4 separate regions of the Homo sapiens genome follow, and all the other regions are linked to region 1. Evidence: chromatin contacts called from ENCODE Hi-C or POLR2A ChIA-PET data. All regions are on one chromosome and are shown on one strand. The core of a region is the stretch at or near the end of the contact, and the rest is flanking DNA. Distances in the headings are between cores, read along the strand shown. Region 1 overlaps RAD51B (RAD51 paralog B). Region 2 overlaps RAD51B (RAD51 paralog B). Region 3 has its middle 120 kb from the start of RAD51B-AS1. Region 4 overlaps LOC124903334 (a long non-coding RNA gene).

Region 1 (5,435 bases), core at 1,245-3,744:
GCCTGGGCTTTATCCCCTAACTTGCAAAAATGCATACTGCAAGGAGATAAAAAAAAATACACACATAGCTCATCTGCCATAAAAGATGGAAATGGTAAGGTTGGTAGCTGTATCTAGGCAAAGAAAAAAAAGAGACAGAGAGAGAGCTAAATATTTTACCTATCAAGAATTAGCTCCCAAAGTCAGTGGCGTTTCCCAGGCAATCTGGGTGATGTCTTCATCAAGCTCTCAGTCTACAGATGTTAACATTATAAAACTATTCCCATAAAATTACACTGCATAACAGCCGAAGACTGGCTGAACCCCTGTGACCCAAATGTGCTATCTCCAGAAAAACCAACAAGGCAAGCTATATTACACTTTCCATGAGTACACAAAGCCTAGACTATTCTGAGTAAAAGTTCATTACTTGGAGAGTTCAGCCTAAGACTGTGGGAAATTACAGAAATAATCTCTTCATCCAAATAAAAAAAGAACTCCTCTATTAGGAAAGATCCTGAAAATGTATCCCTCTATTCCAGACTCTCTAATAAGGAAAAATTAAGGCTAGACACTGAATTTTGGTGCTTTGCCTCCTCTATGAATGGCCTTCAGTGAACCATCTGCTCCTTACAGGTCACAAACAAATTTTATTGGCCATATCTGAGGATATAGCAACATATATTCTACAGGGCTTCTCCTGTTTTGGGCTGGATCGCAGGGCATGTAACAAACTAAAGGAATTGAAGAAGCAGAACTGCCTAGTGAGACTAATGGAAGTTAAGGTTGCAAAGTTATCGCAAAGTTATTCTTAGGGTTAGTATTAGTAAAGTATTACATGACTACCTGAAATGTATTTCTATTTTTGATTTCCTTGTTGACCCTTTGGAAAAAGAGGGTGGTTCTATAGTAGCTGTTTCCAATTGGCAGTTGTGCATGACCAGAAGCTTCAGATCAAGTGAGTCAACCAGGACCTCAATCCAAGGCCTGTGTTCCACTACTGGACAACAGCCCTTTTCATGGTACAGATTCCGCAAAAGAGAGACAAAGGAAGAGAGGGAAGCAAAAGCCAGGAGAGAGGTAAATAACTTCCAATTCAATCCCTCATTGAGTCCACATGTGTTTACTGAGCAACCGCTGGGGAACAGGCGTTGTTCCAGCTTCTGGGTAACAACAGAGAACCAGACTAAGACAACCTCTTTCTGCCCTTGTAGAGTGAGACCCCCTAGTCAGGGTCCAACAGTAAACAAGAAAACCAGGAAATGAGCAGGCAATTTCAGATATGATGAGTGATGTGAGGAAATAAAATATCGGGTGTAGATACTGATAGGACAGTCAGGGGAGTCCTGTCTGAGACAGGACATTCAGGCTGAGATCTGAGTGACGATCCTGCGGTAGCACAGGGTTCAGGGCAGGGTCCCAGGCAGGGGAGATGTGTAGAAAGGTCCTAAAGAGAAAGATGCTTACGATGCCCTGGGAACCCAGAGTAGATCAGCATGGCTGGAATTACTGCAAGAGGTGGTCAGAGCAGTGGGCAGGGCTGAGTCAGGCAGTGCCTTGGAGGCTGGCACCCAGCCTTGGGTTTGGTTGCAAGAGTGTGGGAGACCACTGGTGGCTCTGAAGCAGGAGACTGACATGATCTGGTTTATGTTTTAAAATGTGCTGATTGTGAGGAGTCAAACACCAACATTTAATCCTCCCATGAAGGCACAGCTTTTGTGTTCTTTGTAACACGCTTAAAATATTCATGAGTGCTCAATTCCTCTTGGCTGGGGGGAAAAAAGAAATTATATACCAAAGCTCTTCTTCTTCAGGCCACTGAGTGTTGGGAGAAGCAGAGAGACAGAAACACTGGGCCCCAAAGACATGCTGGCAGGGGGGCCCATCTTCTCAGGGTGGCCAAGGGTGGCGCCTGAGGGGAGAAGGTGTCTGATCACACTGTGGCTGCTATAGTTGAATCTGAACAGTAGCAGTGGCACCAAAGCAGAATATTTCTGGTTGGAAACACTTTCAAATGGAATTCCAGTTCATCTAAGGCAGGATGTGGTCTCATTCTATCAGTCAGTAAGTACTTATTACATCTCTACTAAATGCAGTCTAGGAACAAACAAAGATGAAAAAGTGAATGCTGTGTAAATTAAAGATGCTCTGTGCCTTTGAGGATTTGAAAGTCTCATGGAGAAGATAAGACAAAAGAGGGAAAATATCCACAGTGGTATACACAGCTATCTTCACATATATGTAGATATTTAGAGATAGAGCTAAAACCCAGATCTTTTGATTCCTAGTTCATCACTATCTCAGGTGAACAAATCCACAAAGCCCATAGTTTATGATTCTAATTGTGATGAGATGTGAACAGACATTTTGCCAGGAATCCGTAACTCCCACTATTACCCCCTATAAGACAAAGGTCATCCACAAACAGCCACTTGGCAGAATCCACTTCAGCAAACTCAATCTCTTCCAACCCACCACCAGTTTCACTTCCCTGTGGGGAAGATACAAAATGTACATGGGAGGAAGTGAGAGTGACGTGCTGGTGATCAGTTGTCTTTTCTGAAAAAGTGCAATCTACACAATGATATGTATGTATACACAGAGGCAAATGGCTGCATGATGTGTATGTATGTGTGTATGTGCACACATACATGCATTTTAATAGCTCATTCAAGAAAAATAAGCAGGACCTGGATATGTTAGGTGTCTGAAGTGATAGTTCCCAGAATGGTAGGACAAAATTGACCTGGCTTCTCTAGCCAGCAGGAAATGCAATTCTCTTCCTGCTGCTCAAGGAGAAATGTTAGAACTCCATCAGAGGCTTTATGTTAGTCTCTCCTAGCCACTCTATTCCTAATAAAAATGGCATTTAGGTCACTTACTTAAAACAACAGTGATTTATAACTGCAGCTGAGAACTGCATGGAAGTCTGCAGCACATTATTTGACATCTGAAAAGTTTGGTTTTATCTGTGTAAAATGAGAACCATAAAACTGACAATCCCAGAATCAGGACAGGGAAGCTTCAGCATGAAATAAATTGTTTAATTATGACAGAGCATGGTGAAAACAGCAGCCACTAACATTTTTATATGATATTCATACACAAAGTGATACGATTAATCTGATGTTAACTCAGATATATCAGCCCAATAGATTATAATCCTCTATTGTGAGCTAGAGAGACATAAAATGAAGTTATGGGCCCATAAGCAAAATATTTTTAAAATAAATTCCCTTATGGGTTTGAGGACCCTCCTTCAAGGGTCTCTATACATACTATGGGAGTTCTGGCATAATCCCTCTACAAAGTGGCCCATATCTAGAAGTACTGGTCTTTTTATTAATATTAGTGTTTGCCAAATAACCAATCAAACCTTACACACAAATTCTTTCATTTGAAAGAATTCTAGAAGACTAATTCTTTCATTTGACTCTCCCAGTGGTAAACATGTTCTCTTTGACATCATCTCTTTGATGTTAAATGAAATGACATTAAAGTAAGTTTCTAGATTTGCATAAAGGAATTTTTTTCATATAATACCATATGTATTTGTCTTACCCCAGTTGTGCAAATTGAGGTATGTTTTTAATATCTGCGGTTGTCACGGTTTTCCTATTATTAGGGCTACTCTGGGGATTTGAATCAGCTGGATTGTTCACCTTCAGAGCTCAAAACCAAAAGAGCAAGAATTTCCAAAGAGCAAAAAAGTATCGTCTTTGCGGAAAGCACAATACTCTTCCCCTTTTCGAGTTGCTTTTTACCTATCTGAAGAACACCAGGCCATCAGAGGCAATGCACTGGGTTAGACTTACAAGTCAACTTTTCAGGAGAAACAGCACCTAGAGAGAGCTCGAGGTTTGGTCTCCGACTTTAGAGCTGATTCAGAATTCTGATTCTGTTTTCCTAGAAGATGAGCCCCACATCTCTGTAACTTTTTGCGTAATGTATAGAACTACATAAATAATTGGTGTGCTGATATTTGTGATAAAACAATAATGTTTATATATTTTTACAGCACTTTACAAAGTGTTTTCATATTTATTACACATTTGAGGCACAGCCTTGTAAGGTTGGTACTACTATCATCCCTATTTTATAGAGATATCAGAGTCACCAGGAATACATGTAATTTGTCAAAAGACACTCAGCTCTTAAGTAGTAGAGTCAGAATTTGATCTCATAGTCTGTCCTCTATTGATTTGTACCTCATTCCCTCTGATAACTTTGCTTAGATCAAAAAGCCATCGCCCTTCCAGGGAAATGTTGGGGCTTAGAACAGGATACCCCCAAATATGGCACCCTGGCATACCAAGCATTTTAAGCTAAAGGACATTGGAAAACCACAGAAACAGGAAGGTCACTCTCTGACCTTCTCTTGCCTTTCCCTCTGAAGCAGGCCATAAAATAATTTTCTGACCTATCTTCCCTAAAAGTAGGCCTTAAGATCTTCATTCCAGAGGGGTCCTACCCTATACTTGGAAGCCATTCGAACAAACAGGGCTTGCAAAGTTCTCCCTAGTTGATTACCATTAGATGATACTCTGTGGTGCTCCAATCATACTTCTGTATGACTATCCATATAAATACACAGTTTTCCCTGGGTCTTTGGGTCATTTCTAAGGGCTTCAGTGTCACATAAAACTCTGTTAAATAAATTTGTTATGCTTTTTGCTTGTTACTCTGCCTTTGCTATAGGGTTCAGTAATGAACCTTGCAATAGGTGAGAAAAAGACATTACTTCTTCTAACCCTACAGCTCCTGGTGCCCAAACAGGAACCTAAAGCCTACCCCCAACAGTGCAAACACCAATCACTTGCCAGGCAAGGACTGCTCAGGGGTAGGGATACAAATAAAGAACAAATTTGATGGGAACATCCATCTATAAACCCAGTGCATGCACTTAATCCAATTTAGTAGTGCTACACCTTATTAAATGTCCATTTCCAATGCTGCTACATTTATAATTCATGTTATAAATGAGCACAATTATATTTATATCTCTCTCAAAATGCCAACCATCTACTAGAGTGAATTGTTTTCTTCCTCTGTGCTACTTGATTCATACCAACAGAATAGCATTTATCATATTATTATATTATACAGTTAGTTATGTTATTTTTATTTTTTATTTTTTAAGACAGAGTCTCACTCTGTTGCCCAGGCAGGAGTGCAGTGGTATGTGATCTCAGCTCATTGCAACCTCCGCCTCCTGGGTTCAAGTGATTCTCCTGCCTCAGCCTCCCGAGCAGCTGGGATTACAGGCACATGCCACCACGCCCAGCTAATTTTTGTATTTTATTAGTAGAAATGGGGTTTTACCATATTGGCCAGGCTGGTCTTGAACTCCTGACCTCAGGTGTTCCACCTGCCTCAGCCTCCCAAAGTGCTAGGATTACAGGTGTGAGCCACCGCGCCTGGCCGACAGTTAGTTATTTTTATACCAGTCTGCCCCA
Region 2 (5,435 bases), core at 2,047-4,546, 320 kb after region 1:
AGAGCGATTTATATTGCCATCAATCCATGAATGAAAGCTAAACATGCCTTACAGGAAACTATTTCCTAACCCCCGGAATAATCTGCTTCTCTAAACAAGAAGCTAATCAACTGGACCTTCCCATTCCTCTTTGTCTTTGGGTAATTTTACTATTTATGCTTTATACTGTACATTAAGTCATGGGGATATAAAATATAGATGTTTATTAATGATGATGATAATGGTAATAGCAATAGTTAATATTTAATAAGCACGTGTTAAGTTCAGGGCACAGCACTAGACATGTTACATTTACTATATGGTCTAATCCTCACCACAACCCTATCTGATAGGTATTATTATTATGTATAACAGGGCTACTATTAAAAGATTACTATTTTATCAAATATATTAGATCAAAATAAGGGACTTAAATATATCAAATTAAGAAATCTAATTTTACTTCTTTATTCTTCTATCTAGAACCATAGTTAACAACTTAATCAGAAATATATAAATGCAAGTTTAAGTTATAACTATCCTGTTCCTCAGGAGAACATATGCAAAGCTTAGAATATGGCAGAAGATAGGGAAGACAGAAGTAGTATATCCATACCTTCTCTCCTTAAACCTGTGTGTTTTGTTTGTTTTAAAAAAGCACAATATCCATTTGTATGATCATATTGCTTATATCAAAGACTTTTGTTTTCTCTAAAAGAACTCTTTTGGCCAAGTGCAGTGGCTCACACCTGTAATCCCAACACTTTGGGAGGCCGAGGCGGGTGGATCACGAGGTCAGGAGTTCAAGACCAGCCTGGCCAAGATGGTGAAACCATGTCTCTACTAAAAATACAAAAATCAGCTGGGCATGGTGGCGAGTGCCTGTAGCCCCAGCTACTTGAGAGGCTGAAGCAGAGAACTGCTTGAACTGGGGAGGCGGAGGTTGCAGTGAGCCGAGATTGCACCACTGCACTCCAGCCTAGGTAACAGTGAGACTCCATCTCAAAACAAAAAACAACAACAACAACAACAACAAAAAAGAGGAACTATTTTAACCAGGGATGAAATTTAAAATTTAGAAATTAATTTCTTTAGCTATTTATTCCACGAAGAGACATAACAACTTTTCCCCCTTTCCTATTACTTTCTATTTCATTTTTCAAAAATAATCATTTATCTGATTAAAAGTTGAATTAGAAAAAAGTATTTTCAAATTCCCCGAAAGGTATCCCTCATTTCAAAACAGAATATATCACTAAGAGCTGAGAGTTCCAAAACTCTATTTTGGGATTTTCAAATCCCAAATTCACTCCACATCTCAAGATTACAGTTCTTAAAAGGAACCCAAACAGCCCTTCCTCTAAGATGCCTATTTGAGAAGACAGTTATCTTTCCACAATCCTGAACTGGAGTGACTTTTGAACACCCCTTTTGATAAAGTCTAGTTACAACCACTTTTAACCTTTTAAGGGTTATGAAACTCACTGAGAAATTTGTGCAGACTATGGACTTTCTTCCCAGAATAATTCTAAGTACATACACATAAAATTTTATATAATTTTAGACATTCCATACACTTACTGAAACCCAATCATGGACCTCAATTTAAAACTCTTGGTCTGGGCTGGGCATGGTAGCTCATGCCTGTAATCCCAGCACTTTGGGAGGCTGAGGCGGGTGGATCAACTGAGGTCAGGAGTTCGAAACCAGCCTGGCCAACATGACGAAACCCCATCTCTACTAAAAATACAAAAATTAGCTGGGCGTGGTGGCGTGTGCCTGTAATCCCAGCTACTCGGGAGGCTGAGGCACGAGAATCGCTTGAACCCGGGAGGAGAGATTGCGCCACTGCACTCCAGTCTGGGCGACAAAGCAACACTTCGTCACAAAAAACAAACAAACAAAAAACAACTCTTGGTCTGTTTTCTCACCAATCACATACCCATAAATATCATGAGAACTTGGTATTGTGTGAAAATAATAAAGTGAAGCTTTCTGAAGAAAAATCAATTCAAAGATTTTTGACAATTAATGTCCCAAGATGAAAGGGGTACTTGGCAATTTGGGGTATCACTAAGCTGGCTGTACTCTAAAAGATCTCACCAAATGGCACTAGAGAAGCCAATTAGAAGTTAACATGGTCTTAGGCTGTACACAAACCACATTAATCTCTCAGACTTCCACTGCTAACTAACACCTTCTTGCTTTAGATATTTTAATACCATTTAATCAGTGGAAAATTTTGACATTATAGTATAGCCAGATTTTCCTTACTCTTCCTGATTCTTATCTAGAAGACAGTTTAGTTACTCATTGTAGCCAAAGGAGGTCTTGCCTTTCCCTTGGCTACAGGGAGTACAACTAAAACAAATATTTTAATACAGTAATATATTCAAGGTAGGTATGATTCTTACTTTCTTTTTGGTGAAAGGGCTCTCTGGCTTATCCAACAATCACAATGATTCAAATTCATCTTCATGACCCACTCTCAATCCAGCAGATTTCAAAAAATGTCTGTGGGGTATCTAATAACTGTAAGGTCCATAAGGGCAGGGTCCAGGTCAGCTTTGGACACTATAGTATTTCCAGTGGTTAGCTTGCCTGGCACACAGTAAGTGCTCAAAAAATACAACTTTAATATGCTGGCGAAACTCTTGCAGCAACTACTAGTTCAACCACTAGGTATGTGAGCTTGGCAAGTTACTAAGTATCTCTGATATAGTTTATTTACCTAGAAAAGTGAATAATAAAATTCATACAATTAGTACTAAGATTAAATAAGATCAAGTACATAAACACACTACGGTAGTATCAAAAACACTATGTTACTCTTTAATGTAAACCTGTATTTTTAAGGCCTATTAAAATATAGCTGAATTTTAAAATATGACATTATAGTCATATTGATATGGTTCAAATTAACTTTACAACCACGTTTTTATGAAACAACAAAGGGCCAAAAAAGCTAGGAGCAAAAATATTAAAATACAGAGACAAAGACAGCTAAAACAAACAAACAAAACCCTCATAAATAAGGCAATGTTTTGAAAGAAAATAACTTCCTTATATATTTGTGGCTTAAAACAACTAATACTTTCCAAGTGACAAAGCTGGCACAAACATAGCAACAGGGAGATTTAGTTTTCCTAAAATTATTCTCCAGCTCTGTCAAAAAAAAAAAAAAAAAAAAATCTTTACTTCTTAGAGGCACGTACTCTAAGATGAAATTGTCTTGGTGGTACAAAAGAGCCCATTAAAATGTGCTTTAGTTTTCTTCCCACTCCATGCCCCCACTCCCCCTGGCTGTACTGTTTTCTTTAAAAACTAAGTCCTACAGCGCCATCTACTGTGTCTGTTCAGATCACATCATTTTTGCTGGTTTTATCCCAGAGTGCTGAAGAAATGAGAAATGTAGCAAATTCAGAATCCGTCACTTTATACAATATACTTAGATGTAAATACCTACACTATCTATATCTATACCTATATCTATATCTATATCTCCACCCACATGCTAGTATCTGAGCAACAATTTTACCCGCTTTCTTTCCACTTTCTTCTTAAGTAGGCCCTAACTCATTATAACCCACGTGTCACAATAGGAACCAAAATGTTTACCTCTATACATTAGAGGGGAGAAGTACAGTCATAATAATAACAAACTTTTATTGAGGGCTTACCATATGTCAAATAGTGTTCTGAGTACTTAATCAATATGCCACCATGCAAATAAAAGCAAGCATCTTGAGGAAAAGAGCTATGATTCACTGTTCTTTTAAAATAAATGAATGTCAACTCCAGAGCCAACCGTTAAAAATAACTTAATTAAATAAATGGATGGATGGATGGAGGGATGGGTGGAATAATAGATAGATGGATGGATATAGATGGCCAGCCCACAGCTCCTGTGATAGTGCCTATCGTATTTTTTATCCCACAGGGTCTTTTTCTTTACAAAAATGTAGGCTTTAGTCAGAAAAATTCAACACATTAGGGAAATCTCCAGTTAATTCAAAACCTCCTTCTTCCTCCCTAAGTGTATATTTAGGGAGCATAAAGAAAACATTTTAAAAAGGTCACTTATAAACATGGTTTGTCTCCAATATAATAAAATGTGTATTAGTACAAGCCCTGTAACTTACATATCTAAATAAGTGATGTTTGTGAAATCTATCAACCAAGAACTTAATCTAACACTATTAGTACACAAACATTTTTGCAATTTCTCATTGGTAATGTCCTTTAGAATCACTTTTGAAAGCAATAAAAGAAAATAAGTTTTACTACTTTATATTTCATTTAATATATTTAATATATTTAAATCTATTACTTAGTTTGACCACCCATCTTATTTATCACACTTGGCTTTAAGTGACAGTTGACTGTTTCAAAATTCAAAACAGCCTGCAAAATAAAGACCTGCCACCACAGAAAACTGACAAAAGAACGTACCAAGAAAGGAGCATGCATAAAATGGGTATATAATCTTCTATGACCATTTCGAGAGAAACAACACCTATTTAGATATACTACTGCTGACATTTAAAAAGAAATTCAGACATCATATTTTTAAGTCACTGAACTTTATAATTGCAACTATTCCCATAATAGTTTTCATTTGCTATATGTATAAATGTTCTTTGTCTTAAGTCTTCCTTTCATGAAACTATAGACTCCGTAATCTTCCTTTTGGAAGATTTGGCAGGCTTTGTAACTTCAACGTATTGACGTTACTCCTGCTACTTCACGTAAACCTTCACTTTAAGTTCAGTGTGTCTGCCACCATATTTCTCAATTCTTCTACTATTCCAAATACTCTGAAGAAGCTTCCCAGAAATCCTTGTTTGGATCAGCAAAAACAATTTGGTGTCATCAGCAGATTTCACCATTTCCTTCTGGAGTCATTAAAACACTAAACAAGCATGATCTTGGTATCAATCCTTAGGGTTCCTATCATTAACCTCTCTCTAGCTGAAGTCAAGCTATTCTCTGCTACATTGTGATTTCCATAATAGGACTAGGATATGTTTATTTGTTAGAAGTTTAAACATTGATGGATTTTTTTAATGAAAGTTGCAAAATGCATTACGAAAGTAAAGAGGAAAAAATCTCAAAAGGAAAGTTCAGAGAAATCAGCAAAGAGAAGCAGCTCCTAGTTAGTTGTCTCATCCAAGCACACTGCCTCATATTTAACTGATTCTTAAACCTCTACAGGATTTTAACCTTTCCCCTCCAATTACTTATTTCTGTTATAATTATATGAGAGACTTTATTAAACACACTTGAAAATTCTCTATGAATTATAACCAGCAGGTCCAACTACTTTATTAGCTTTTCCTCTCTTTACTACATTTAAAGAGAGAAAAGCAAACAGTCCTTACCCAGAAAGTAAAAAAGCAAACAGTTTTCTACCCAAACTGGTCTGTACTCTGAACAAGAGAAATCACTCTTTCTTT
Region 3 (5,435 bases), core at 1,182-3,681, 300 kb before region 1:
CTTACTGGAATCAGAAGCCCCAGGCAAGGAAACAGAGAAGGAAGGAGTTGGGCCCCAGCAGAGTAAAAACAAGGGGCTTTGCCAAGAGAGCAAACCAAGCAGCCCCCCAGCTGCAAGGGGCAGCTCAGGGCAAGTGAGCAATGCCCACATCTTATTTCAAGAGTTTTGAGGGGCTCCTTAAAAAGCAGGTTTAGGTTTCCAGCAAGGAAAGCAAGGCAGCTGCTGACACAGTCCAGCCTGCAAGGTGTGACGTCTGGGAGGCAGCTGGGCAGGGCCCATGCCACAGGGTTAGGGCTGATGCCTGGGAGAGACTGAAGCCCACCGTGGGTTTGAGAGACACTAGGGGACCAATAGACACTTAGCGGAACCCACTAGTATATCTGGATTCGAGATTACATCTCAAAAGGTTGGCCAGACGACCTTTTGTTTGTAGATTACAAACATCCCTGCTTCTAAGCCAGAGGACATGAGACAGAGTCCAAGGGCCTGTTTGCATGACGTATGAAACAGCCACACACTGGGGTCTGTGGGGGTCCGTGAGCTAACAAATTTCCCCAGAATGGCATGTGCTGTAGTTTTGGGGATTGTGCTTTATAGATTGATAATGATGGACAACGAAATAAAATCGATGTCCACTTTCTGTGCCGCCTCTTGTAGCTCCTTCTTCCCCTTAGCGGCTGCTCACTCTCATTTTTTCTCTTCTTTTAACAAACGTGATTATCTGGCTCTCAGGTGAGGACCTGAGCCAAGGAGATTCTCAAAAAACAAACAAACAAACAAACAAAAAACAGCCATCCAACACCAAACAACCAATAACTGAACAACTAACAATCAACCAACTAACTATATGTGGTAGGGAGAATAACGGCCCCTCAAAGGTGTCCACGGCCTATTTCCTGAAGCCTATAAACATGTTCCCTGACAGGAAAAAGGGAATTAAGGCTGTTAGTTAGCTAACCTTAAAACAGGCACATTGTCCTGGCCCAACGTAATCACAAGGGTCCTAAAAGAAGAAGAGGGAGGCAGAAGAGGAATCCAAGTCAGAGGGAGAAGTGGCAATGGAAGAATGATTGGTCGGAGAGCTGTGATGTTGCTGGCTCTGAAGACAGAGAAAGGGGGCCATGAGTCAAGGAATGTGGGCGGCCTCTAGAAGCTGGAAAAAACAAGACAACACTTTCTTTTCTGCAGCCTCCAGAAGGGAACACTGCCCTGACGACACTGATTTTAGCTCAGTGAGATCCATTTTGGACTTCTGACCTCCAGGATTATACAGGTAATTGATTTGTACTGTTGAAGCTACTAAGTTTGTATGGCAGCAATGGGAAATGGGCACATTAACCAACCAAATTGAATCTGGTTTGAACTGACATGGTTGTACCCAGCACTGCAGCATGCAAGGCCTTCAGCCTGGTTGTTTCACCTTAGCTCACGGGGTCACCTGCCCTGTGTTCCAGCCAATCAGAAAACTTGCCATTGCTTGACAGTCTCTGCCTCCCCCCTCTGCCAATTCTATCATTCTGGGAGGGTTGTTAGATCTTACATGTCAGGCTTACAAAGCCCCTTCACTGGCTGATGTGAAGTTTAAAGGAAATGCTGTATGTGTGAGCGGTTTGCAAACTGGAAAGCTCATGAAGACACGAGCTAATATGTGATTTGATGTGTGTGTGTGTGCATGTGTGTGTGTGTGCATGTGTGTGTGTGTGTGTGTGTGTGGCGCTCCAGCCTTTGAGCCCAAGACCCCTGGATGTCCTCAGAGCCTTTCCCTTTAGGTTATTGATCACAGTGTCTTAAATTATAGTTTCATATACGCACATATTATTCTCTTACTAGATTTGCAGCTTCTTTGAGGGAAGGGCCTGGACAGTATTTACCCTGTTAACCCCCATAGGGGGAAGCTTGGCTGGAGGTAAAAATGGGGATGGGGGCTGGACACAGAGGGTCAGAAGGTTACAGCAGGCTGCCAAGGGCACTGGACCCCCCTCCTGGCTCAGCTGCAGACCCCAGATTTAGACTCCCTGATGATAGGACCTGGCCATGCCTTTGTCCCTTTAAATAGCATAGAGTGTTTAGTAAACAGTTGATGGGAATCTGTTTCTCACAGTACCCTCCCCTGGTATTTTTAAGGTCCTACAGTGACCTTCAGATGCCTCCAATCTTGGCTCCCACTGGTCTATCCTATGCAAAGTGACAAGGCTGGTTTCTCATAGCCTTGTTTGATCTCAGGCCTTCTAACCTTGCAGTCAAATGACCCCGGGGAGAGAGTCATAATTCTGGGCCCTCTCCTAATCGCAGGCTCCCCTGACCCAGGTCCTGCCAGTGCTTGATTCCAGGCAGGACAGCCCTCTGGGTAGTCCCTGTTCCCACAGGTGGGGCAAACAGATGCAAGACAAGGAGCTCAGGGCAGAGGGACCTGGGTATGGGGACCCAGGAGCCACTGGGGAGGCTCACTCTCCTCTCTCGCTGGCACAGCCTGTTCTGTTACTCTGGGCCACATTAGGTAAACAGGGGAAAGAAAACAATGTCCGTCAGCTACAAAATGAGCCTGTCAGGAAAGGAATGTTATTGCCAAGTGTTCTCAGAGGGCAAGACAAACAAAGAAGGTGAAACCTGTCTTTAACATCAGGCCTGGTTCACAACCATGCCCTCCAGTAGCCCTTCTATGAGCAAAGGCTTGTGCCCCGCAAAAAGGGACCCTTCCCACCTGCCTCTCCTCACTTTTCCAGGGTTAGCTTGGCCTGTTCCCTCAGCCCCTGGGTTGGGGGGCTCCCTACTGAACAGCCAGTGGGAAGGCAGAGGCTGCTGGGATGCAGGCTGCTTCAGGCCCGGTTCCATGGCAAACCCGAGAGCCCGTGGTGCTGTCGGCTCCTAGCCTGGCCCTTTTAGAGGGGCATTCCCATCTCCAAGGAGGCAATCACATCAATAAGGGACGTTCGGCATCTTGCCCTCTCTGCGGGCAGAGGTGTCCCATAGCAACTGGGGCTGTGATCTGCATATGACAGCACATTGCAGCTATTCAGGACTTTTCTTTCCCCTGCTTTCTTTGAAACAAGCTTGCCCTATATCCAAGTTCCCTGTGAGCCCCATACAATGAAAACAGCAGTTGACAGGTTCCCTGTAACTTGTGAAATTTGAGTGCATCCAAGGGGAGAAAGAGCGCTCATTACTGAAACACAAAACGAGCCTCTTTCAAGGCGTGGTGAGTTGGCCCCTCAGTTTGCTGCTGCTGACCCTGTTGCCCTTCTGAGCACAATAAGCAGAGGGAGAAGAGGGAGAGAGAGGCCTTTACTCCTTAAGTTGCCAATTGATCACCCTCCTAACCCCTATGGGGGCTGCTTCTCCTAAACAATTTGGGTGACAGAGGTCAGGGCTCTGGCCCATTCCTCCGGGGAGATCTTAGCTCTCCCTGCAGGGACTTTCCCGGGTGAAACAAAGACAAGCTCCAGAAGCCTTAAACAAAATCCTGCTGATGATGCCGAAGGGAAATACAGAAAGGGGAAATGAGAGGTGCCAAGAACCACAACATTGGGCCTCAGCTGTTTTATCCAACCAGACCCCAAAGCCCTTCAACACACTCTGAGATTGGACCATGCATTGTGGAAGCCCAGCCACATCTAAATTCCAATATGGTGGCCAATGACCACTTAGCAACTGGGTTGGGGAGAGGAAGCCATGCAGGGGGAAGAAACAACTCTATTTTTGCCCACACTGGGTTTTATCAATTAACCAGACTTCTTGCATCCAAAATATCAAAAAAGATGAGAAAGAAGGCAAAGAGAGGGCAGAGGAAGAAGAAAGGGAGGACGAGGAAGAAGAAGAACTTATGAGGTAGGCCAAAAACAGTGCAAGCTTTGAAGGAAAGCTTGTTGAAAATGGCTGCCCGTTCCTGAGGTTGCCCAGTGAGGGTTCTAGAGGGATCCAATTCCACTGCTTGAATGGTACACCCTATTGTGCACAGAGCAACACAGGGTAGTGTATATGAAAAAAATACAAGGAAGTTCTGTGTCTTAACTCCACCCAGCCCTTGGAAGAGCAAGGGATGGCCAGGAAAGATAGGGCTCTATTCTTTCTTTTTGATTCCAGAAGCAGTAAGTGCAGGTGATACACACAATCCTATCATGCCAATGGTCTGGTACAGGTTTGCTTGGGGACCACAGGCAATTTAACCACTGGGCTTCTGGTTTTATCATCAGAAAATAAGCTGTACCACTTGCAGCTCTCTGAAATGTACCATGTATTTTCACTTTGCCAATGATGTCCCTTTTTGCTGGAATATTCTCCACCCACTCACCTACCTGGCAAATTCCTATGAATCCTTCAGGCTACACATCAAGTGCCATCTCCTTTACCCATGTTTCTATCTTAGCACTTTTCACATTGTATTATGGTGATCTGTTTGCTTACCTTTCTGTGTCGCAAGACTATAGTTTCTCAGAGGGTAGGAACAGCCATTTTATTCATTTTTTGTATCATTGGTGGTTAGTACATAGTAGCTGTTCAATAATCACCTGAAGATTTGAACTGAACCATGATCACAATAATTGTTTCTTTTTCAGGTCCTGGAATGAGTTTTATTCAATCACCAAGGACTTATGGACAGGGCTATAACTTGTGTAACTCCAGGGGCCCCATTCATATCATGTGAACGGGACCCCTGGAACTATGCAATATGTCAGCCCTGCATATGGAACTCCTGCCACAGGCCAGGCACTATGGTAGAATCCAAGTACCAGGAGCTTAAAATCTACTTACAGAGATGGGGCTAATATGAAAGGAGGAGACAATAATGGCACAGCCAAGGGTGTTCTTCTTGTGGGTACAGCAAGGATCCTGGGAAGAGGGAGATCTATGCAGATTACAGTCACTGGGAAAGACTTCGTGAGGAAGGTAGAACTTGCATTGTCCGTGATGACTGGGGTAGAAAACAGATGATAAAAAGTAGGTATACACAGAGCACAGAGGATTTTTAGGGCAGTGAAAAACTACTCTGTATGATACTGTAGTGGTGGATACATGGTGTTACCATATAAACATGTGGTAACAAACCCATAGAATATACAATACCAAGTGTGAACCCTAATGTAAACCATGGACTTTGGATGACAATGATGTCAGTGTAGGTTCATCAGTTGTAACAAATGTACCACTCTGGTGTGGGATGTTGAGAGAGGAAAAGGCTGTACATGTTGGGGGACAGGGGTATATGAGAACTCTCTGTGCTTTCTGCTGTATTTTGCTATGAACCTAAAACCACTCTAAAAAATAAAGTTGAATTTTTTTTTTTCTTTCTGAGACAGAGTCTTACTCTGTCACCCAGGCTGGAGTGCAGTGGCCGCGATCTTGGCTCACTGCAACCTCTGCTGTCCAAGTTCAAGCGATTCTCCTGCCTCAGCCTCCCGAGTAGCTAGGATTACAGGCGCCTGCCACTGCGCCCAGCT
Region 4 (5,435 bases), core at 2,188-4,687, 260 kb before region 1:
ATATCAGCCCTCGAAGAAGCTGGGACTATAGGTGCATGCCATTATGACTGGCATTTTTTTTTTAAATTTTTTGTAGAGATGGGGTCTCGCCACATTGCCCAGGCTAGTCTTGAACTCCTGGGCTCAAGAGATCCTCCTGCCTCTGCCTCCCAAAGTGCTGAGGTTACAAGTGTGAGCCACTGTGCCCAGCCACAACTTTTAATACTATCATTTTTATCCTTGAGGTAGATAGGTTTACTATCTCATATGTATGTATAAAAATTGGAGCTTCTCAGTATATCTTCATGCCCTTAACTCTGACTTGCACTACGTTTTGGTGGCTTCTTAAATACTATCTTCCTATTCACTAATTTTATCTTCATCTATTTCATGTCTAGAATTTATCCTATCTGTGTATTTTATCTTTTTAATTCATTCTTTTTCATATTTGCCAATTCTTATTTCTGCCTGCTTTATTTCACAATATCCTTTTTAAAGTAGATGTTATTTCTCTTTGAGTATTTAGGCAAATTTAGTTTAAAGTTTTAGTCAGATTGTTCCATTATTTTAATTTCTTTTGGACAAGATTAGATAACAAATGTTGATTTTGTTGACTGGTTTTCTTAGTGTTGAATATTTTTGCTTGGATACTAATTTAGAGAGTAAGGTCTTCTTTCTTCTTTCTCCTCATTTTCTTCTATCCTAGAGATTTTGTAGAGGTCTCTGGTTCAGAATCAAGTGATGATTTAAGATCTTTCCCAGCTATGGTGTTAGTGATCTCTCCCTTAGTAGTGAAAGCATCCTAGCTTCTGGTTGCTGGGCTGTGATTATTTCTCCTGCCTCCATAGACCTACAGTTTCCTATAAGAAATAGTCTCAGATATATCATCAGCAGCTGTTTTTCAACGTTCTTTCCTAGTAAGCTCCACCTTACAGATGACCTGAGGTCAAGAGTTCAAGACCAGCCTGGCCAACATGGCGAAACCCTGTCTGTACCAAAAAATACAAAAATTAGCCTGGCGTGGTGGCACGCGCCTGTAGTCCCAGCTGCTGGGGAGGCTGATGTGGGAGAATTGCCTGAACCTAGGAGGAGGAAGTTGCAGTGAGCCAAGATTGTGCCACTGCACTCCAGCCTGGGTGACAGAGTGAGATCCTGTCTCAAAAACAAAGAAAAAAAGAAAGCCCCACTTCAGTGTTTCATTTTTAGAAGTGAGTCTAACCCCAGTAATCCACTGCACTTGAAGCAATTTTAGTCCCTCTCATTCCACAGGAGCCTCTAGCTGTGCTTCTGGATTTAGAACTCAGTCAACCTGTGGCTTCAGCCTGGTTCACCATTTCAACATAACCCACCTAGAGAAAGAAAACCTGTATTTGATGAAACAGAATAGGGTTGTGAATTCCTTGGAGTTGGACGGACCAGGGTTTCTTCTGCAGACTTATCACTTACTAACTGAGAGACTGGGAGCAAGTTATCTAACTTGTTTGATTCTTAGTTTTCTTATTCTTCAGCTAGAAATGATAATACCTACCTCACAAAATTAATGAAATAACATTTAAAACTGTGCCTGACACCCAACAGATGCTCACAGGACATACTAGAATAAGTATTAAGTAACCCATTTTAAAAGGTAAATAATTCTGCAGTCCGCAGTCCGGCCTGGGCGACAGAGCGAGACTCCGTCTCAAAAAAAAAAAAAAAAAGGTAAATAATTAGTTCTGAACAAATCTATATTTGCCAGGATTTTTTTTCCCACTAAATATGGACCTTGACTCAGAGCTTTCTCTTTCTTGCTCTTCATGCCACCCTCCTGACATTTACTGGTCAAGATGTTTAGTAATATGAATTTTAACAGGCTGATCATGGGTTTTTACAAGAGATCAGATAAAACTTAATTTATTTATACTTTATGATTTATGTCCAACTTTTAAAGTGTACTTGAGGTAGTTTACAATGAAAGTCACATATGCAATAAGTTGGTTGAATAATAAAGGGAAAATTAAACCATAGAGGAAGAAGGGAAAATAATTATGCCCAAAATCTGAGTTAATTATTACTGTAATTGAGTATTAAATTTGTTTAAGGCTTCCTGGCAGCAAAAGGCAAAGAAAGAGGAAATATGATGAATGACATCATTCTCAATGGCTGAAGTTTTTCTATGAAACAGTGTAGCAAGGTTATGATGGGCTAGAAACCATGCAGGGATTATGCTCCATTCAGGATGTATGGTACGGAAGACTGGAGGGAATTCTTTACTGGTTGGTGCCAGCCTTTTCTCATGGCTTTAGCAACAGGTTGGACGACTGTGGTTTTAGATGGCTTAGTGCAATCTGACTGGAGCCCACAAACTGAGATGGAAGACTTTTAAAAAAAATAATGTTTTAAAGTTTTTCAGTATAAAAAAATACACATTTACTAAAGAAAATTTGGAAAATTTGAAAGAGTATAAAGAAGAAAACACAAATATCCTTACAATTCCACTGCTCAGAAATAATCATTGTTAATATTTAGTAAACTTCCTTCCAGGCTTCTTTCTATGCATACTTTATGAGCTGACTTGTTGCAGTTCTTTCTGGCTCAATGATTCTACAAATTAGGTGGCCTTTGGCCCAAGTGGTTGTTGTGTTTAATAATAAAAATAGCTACTGCTCATATATTGTACATCTGATGTGCTCCAGACATTCTATTGGTGCATTATGTAGTCCCAGTCCTTCCAAGACCAACAGGCACAAGGAAGTTTTCCTATTTGCAGAGAGGTTATGTAATTTGTCTAAATCACATGGAGTGAAAGGAGCAGCAAAACACAAATCTGGGTGTGTCTGCACAGCATATTCTCTTTCTCCTACAATGTGCTACTTCTCTGAGACCCAGGGGTGCCCCTGATCCCTGCCACTTTGTTGTGACTCCTGGAAGTGGGAGTGCCAGAGTCTGACATCAGCTCAGTTGGTTCATGGGCCTCAAATGGCCAGCCCAGAAAACAGAAGGAGCTCGCTCCTCCCCTACTCTCTCTTTCCTTTTGTCCCCTTCCCCCACATCCCAGAGGTCAAGAAGCTAAACTGTCTAGGCTCCCAGGTTAGTTCAGGCAGCTGTTCAGATGGCTTTTACTTTGAAAAATACTGTAATTCAAACCTCTTTCATGGGGATAAGGTTAAGAAAAAGTCAAGAAACTCAGTTCCATTGTTTTCAGTCCCAACAATACCAAAGAGCATGTAGGCTTTTTCATTTTGTTTCGTTTTTTGTTTTGTTTTGGTCATCGTTATTATTGGGCTTTATAATTGAAACTTTGTGCGGATGTAACTTTCTTCTTTCCTGAGCTCCCCGTTCTGCCCAGAAACTTCTCTCTTGGGCAAGTCACAGACCAAAGAGTCTTGCAGCAGTCCCAAGCAGCCGCTAAGAGTCACAGATTCAGGCCGCACTGTTGTCAGGGCAGGCTGGCCACCACACCCAGAAGGGGAAGCCTGTTGTGAGTGGCCTCTGTCCAAAGCAAGCAGTGTCCCGTGTGCCAGGGGCCACTCCTGGCTGAAAATGAACTAGTTTTCTCCTCTCTCCTTTACCACTTTCGGGGACCTAAGAACTGAATCCAGAAGAACCAAGCGGCCTGAATGTCAGAGGCTCTTGGTGGGCCATGCAGTGGGCTGAGATCCTCTGAGCAGAGGTCTTCCATGCAGAGTGGTCTGCAGCAGTCTAGATGAATCAGGCTGGGTTGCCAGTGGGCGTGAGTCAGCAATAAGATGCCCTCTCCCCACTATACTTGCATAACTCTAAACACAGGCTTTGTCTTCCCTAACAATCACTCATCTGGCTGTGACACACTGGAGCCTGCTTCCTGGAGGACATGTTCATGGGAAAAATATTTTAAAAGAGGGTGTCCACACCTGAGCTTCAGCACTGTGTGCAACGGTAATTCATCTCAATTGCTGGACGTATAATACGGTCACATGTCGCTTAACGACACGTTCTGAGAAATATATCATTAGGTGGGTTTGTTGCTGTGGAAACATCGTCCAGTATACTTACACAACCTAGATGGTATAGTCTACTACACACCTAGGCTATATAGTCCTGTATGTGGTCAGTTGTTGACCAAAACATTGTTATGTGGCACATGACTATATGTGGCAAAGCACGAACAAGCTGGTTTTCCAAATGACTTGCCTCAAGATTTGGGACCCATTTAATAATAACAACGATAGAAACAACAGCAACAACAACAATGAACATTTTTATAGCACTGAACATGACCCAGACAGTTCACTAAGCACTTGACATATATTAACTCATGTATTTTCCCCATTTTACAGATAAGAAAACTGAGGCGCTATGATGGTAACCAACTTTCCCAATGTCACAGAGGTAGTAAGAACCTGAACCAGAGCCTCAGGAATTCCAATTTCTTAACCCAGCTCAGGAGTTTGACTTGGATGTTCATGTGATGGAATGGTGGAGGACAGAAGAAAATTGTAAATCACAAGTATTTCCCAGTTGATAACTTCTCAAACCCAAGAATGGCTCAGGTTGGCTCCCGGCACTTGGCATGTCATGGTTCTATCATGCTAATTCCATATGCCGGAGCTCATTGAAGTTGTGGCTGGCTATCTGGAAGGGGAGAAAAATCCCCCAGACCCTGTGCTGGCTGGAAGTGTTTGGCATTTGGGGCGAGTGTGGGTGTGAAAAGCAGCTTGTTGTAATGCTATAGGATGTCTGGACCACACTAAGGAGAGGCCCTGGCAACACTGCTAAGAAATGGAACATCACTCGTCAAGAAGAGACCCCATTGCAGGGAAACTCTGATGGCTGAAGTGCTCATATGCAGGTGGGGCTTAGCCAGGAGAACCATGAGAATTCCCAGATGGTCAGTGGGAAGGATGCTAAGGTGACCACCATGATTTTCACTTCCCAGCTCATGGGACAATGTCCTCCAGGTCCTATGACCTGAGGGTTGAAAACCCAGATAACTTTGAATTACTTTCTTATTGCTGTTGTAAAAGTTACCACTAATGGAATGGCTTAAAGCAAGGAAAATTTATCTTATAATTCTGGAGGCCAAAAGTCTGACATGGGTCTCACTGGGCTAAAATTAAGACATCTGGAAGGCGATGTTCCTTTCTAGAGGCTCTAGAGGAACATCCATTTGCTTGCCTTTTCCAGCTTCTAGAGGTGGCCCTCAGTCCTCGGCTTATGGCCCCTTCCATCTCCAAAGCTGATAATGGCCCATTGAGTCTTTCTTACATCGCTTTACTGACATTGAGTTTTCTGCCTCTCTCTTCCACATACTGGGACCCTTGTGATTATGCTTGGCCAAGGACAAGCTTTCTATCCCAAAGCCAACTGATTAGCACCTTTTTTGCTTCCTTAATTCTCCCTCACCATGTAACATATGCACAGGTTCAAAGGATCAGGACTTGGACGTCTTTGGGAGGCCATTACTCTGCCTATCACAGGCCACAGATGGAAAGGGT

What was found. A loop is a pair of places that touch in the nucleus more often than their neighbours do. ChIA-PET counts read pairs that join two places held with the same protein, here RNA polymerase II (POLR2A). Pooled maps may share reads with other maps.
Region 2: a pooled map shows a loop between it and region 1 (2.6-fold over the local background). The contact joins two enhancer-like sites. A Hi-C loop is called at or near these places in 3 of 168 maps with a recorded cell type or tissue (heart right ventricle, naive thymus-derived CD4-positive, alpha-beta T cell and natural killer cell), 1 of 37 single-sample maps with no recorded cell type and 4 of 50 pooled maps. POLR2A ChIA-PET finds 5 or more read pairs at or near these places in 3 of 52 experiments (CD8-positive, alpha-beta memory T cell, MCF 10A and activated B cell).
Region 3: a loop to region 1 is called in a map of CD14-positive monocyte, with 1.8 times the contacts of the local background. The contact joins two enhancer-like sites. A Hi-C loop is called at or near these places in 3 of 168 maps with a recorded cell type or tissue (CD14-positive monocyte, IMR-90 and astrocyte of the spinal cord). POLR2A ChIA-PET finds 5 or more read pairs at or near these places in 1 of 52 experiments (activated CD4-positive, alpha-beta T cell).
Region 4: a map with no recorded cell type shows a loop between it and region 1 (2.4-fold over the local background). The contact joins two enhancer-like sites. A Hi-C loop is called at or near these places in 6 of 168 maps with a recorded cell type or tissue (CD4-positive, alpha-beta T cell, heart left ventricle and heart right ventricle), 6 of 37 single-sample maps with no recorded cell type and 5 of 50 pooled maps. POLR2A ChIA-PET finds 5 or more read pairs at or near these places in 4 of 52 experiments (MCF 10A, PC-3, PC-9 and 1 more).

Annotation. Positions count from the first base shown.
Region 1 is chr14:68,265,435-68,270,869 of GRCh38, reverse strand. All of the region lies in intron 7 of RAD51B (RAD51 paralog B), which reads right to left. Among named protein-coding and RNA genes, the nearest start is that of RAD51B-AS1, 420 kb to the left of the region's middle. RefSeq lists enhancers at 1,820-1,999, 2,150-2,299, 2,650-2,769. Within about 2 kb of position 2,494, at least 9 of the 41 ENCODE cell types and tissues checked have a DNase peak (open chromatin) inside an H3K27ac peak, as active enhancers do.
Region 2 is chr14:67,941,937-67,947,371 of GRCh38, reverse strand. The region is part of intron 7 of RAD51B (RAD51 paralog B); the gene reads right to left. Among named protein-coding and RNA genes, the nearest start is that of RAD51B, 120 kb to the right of the region's middle. Within about 2 kb of position 3,296, at least 5 of the 41 ENCODE cell types and tissues checked have a DNase peak (open chromatin) inside an H3K27ac peak, as active enhancers do.
Region 3 is chr14:68,567,152-68,572,586 of GRCh38, reverse strand. It overlaps a transcript of RAD51B not described here. Among named protein-coding and RNA genes, the nearest start is that of RAD51B-AS1, 120 kb to the left of the region's middle. RefSeq lists an enhancer at 2,796-3,308. Within about 2 kb of position 2,431, at least 12 of the 41 ENCODE cell types and tissues checked have a DNase peak (open chromatin) inside an H3K27ac peak, as active enhancers do.
Region 4 is chr14:68,524,918-68,530,352 of GRCh38, reverse strand. It overlaps LOC124903334 (a long non-coding RNA gene), which reads left to right. Exons shown (of 3, transcript XR_007064223.1): 1 at 1-1,606; 2 at 1,681-5,435. It also overlaps a transcript of RAD51B not described here. Among named protein-coding and RNA genes, the nearest start is that of RAD51B-AS1, 160 kb to the left of the region's middle. RefSeq lists enhancers at 2,885-3,405, 3,406-3,927. Within about 2 kb of position 3,437, at least 21 of the 41 ENCODE cell types and tissues checked have a DNase peak (open chromatin) inside an H3K27ac peak, as active enhancers do.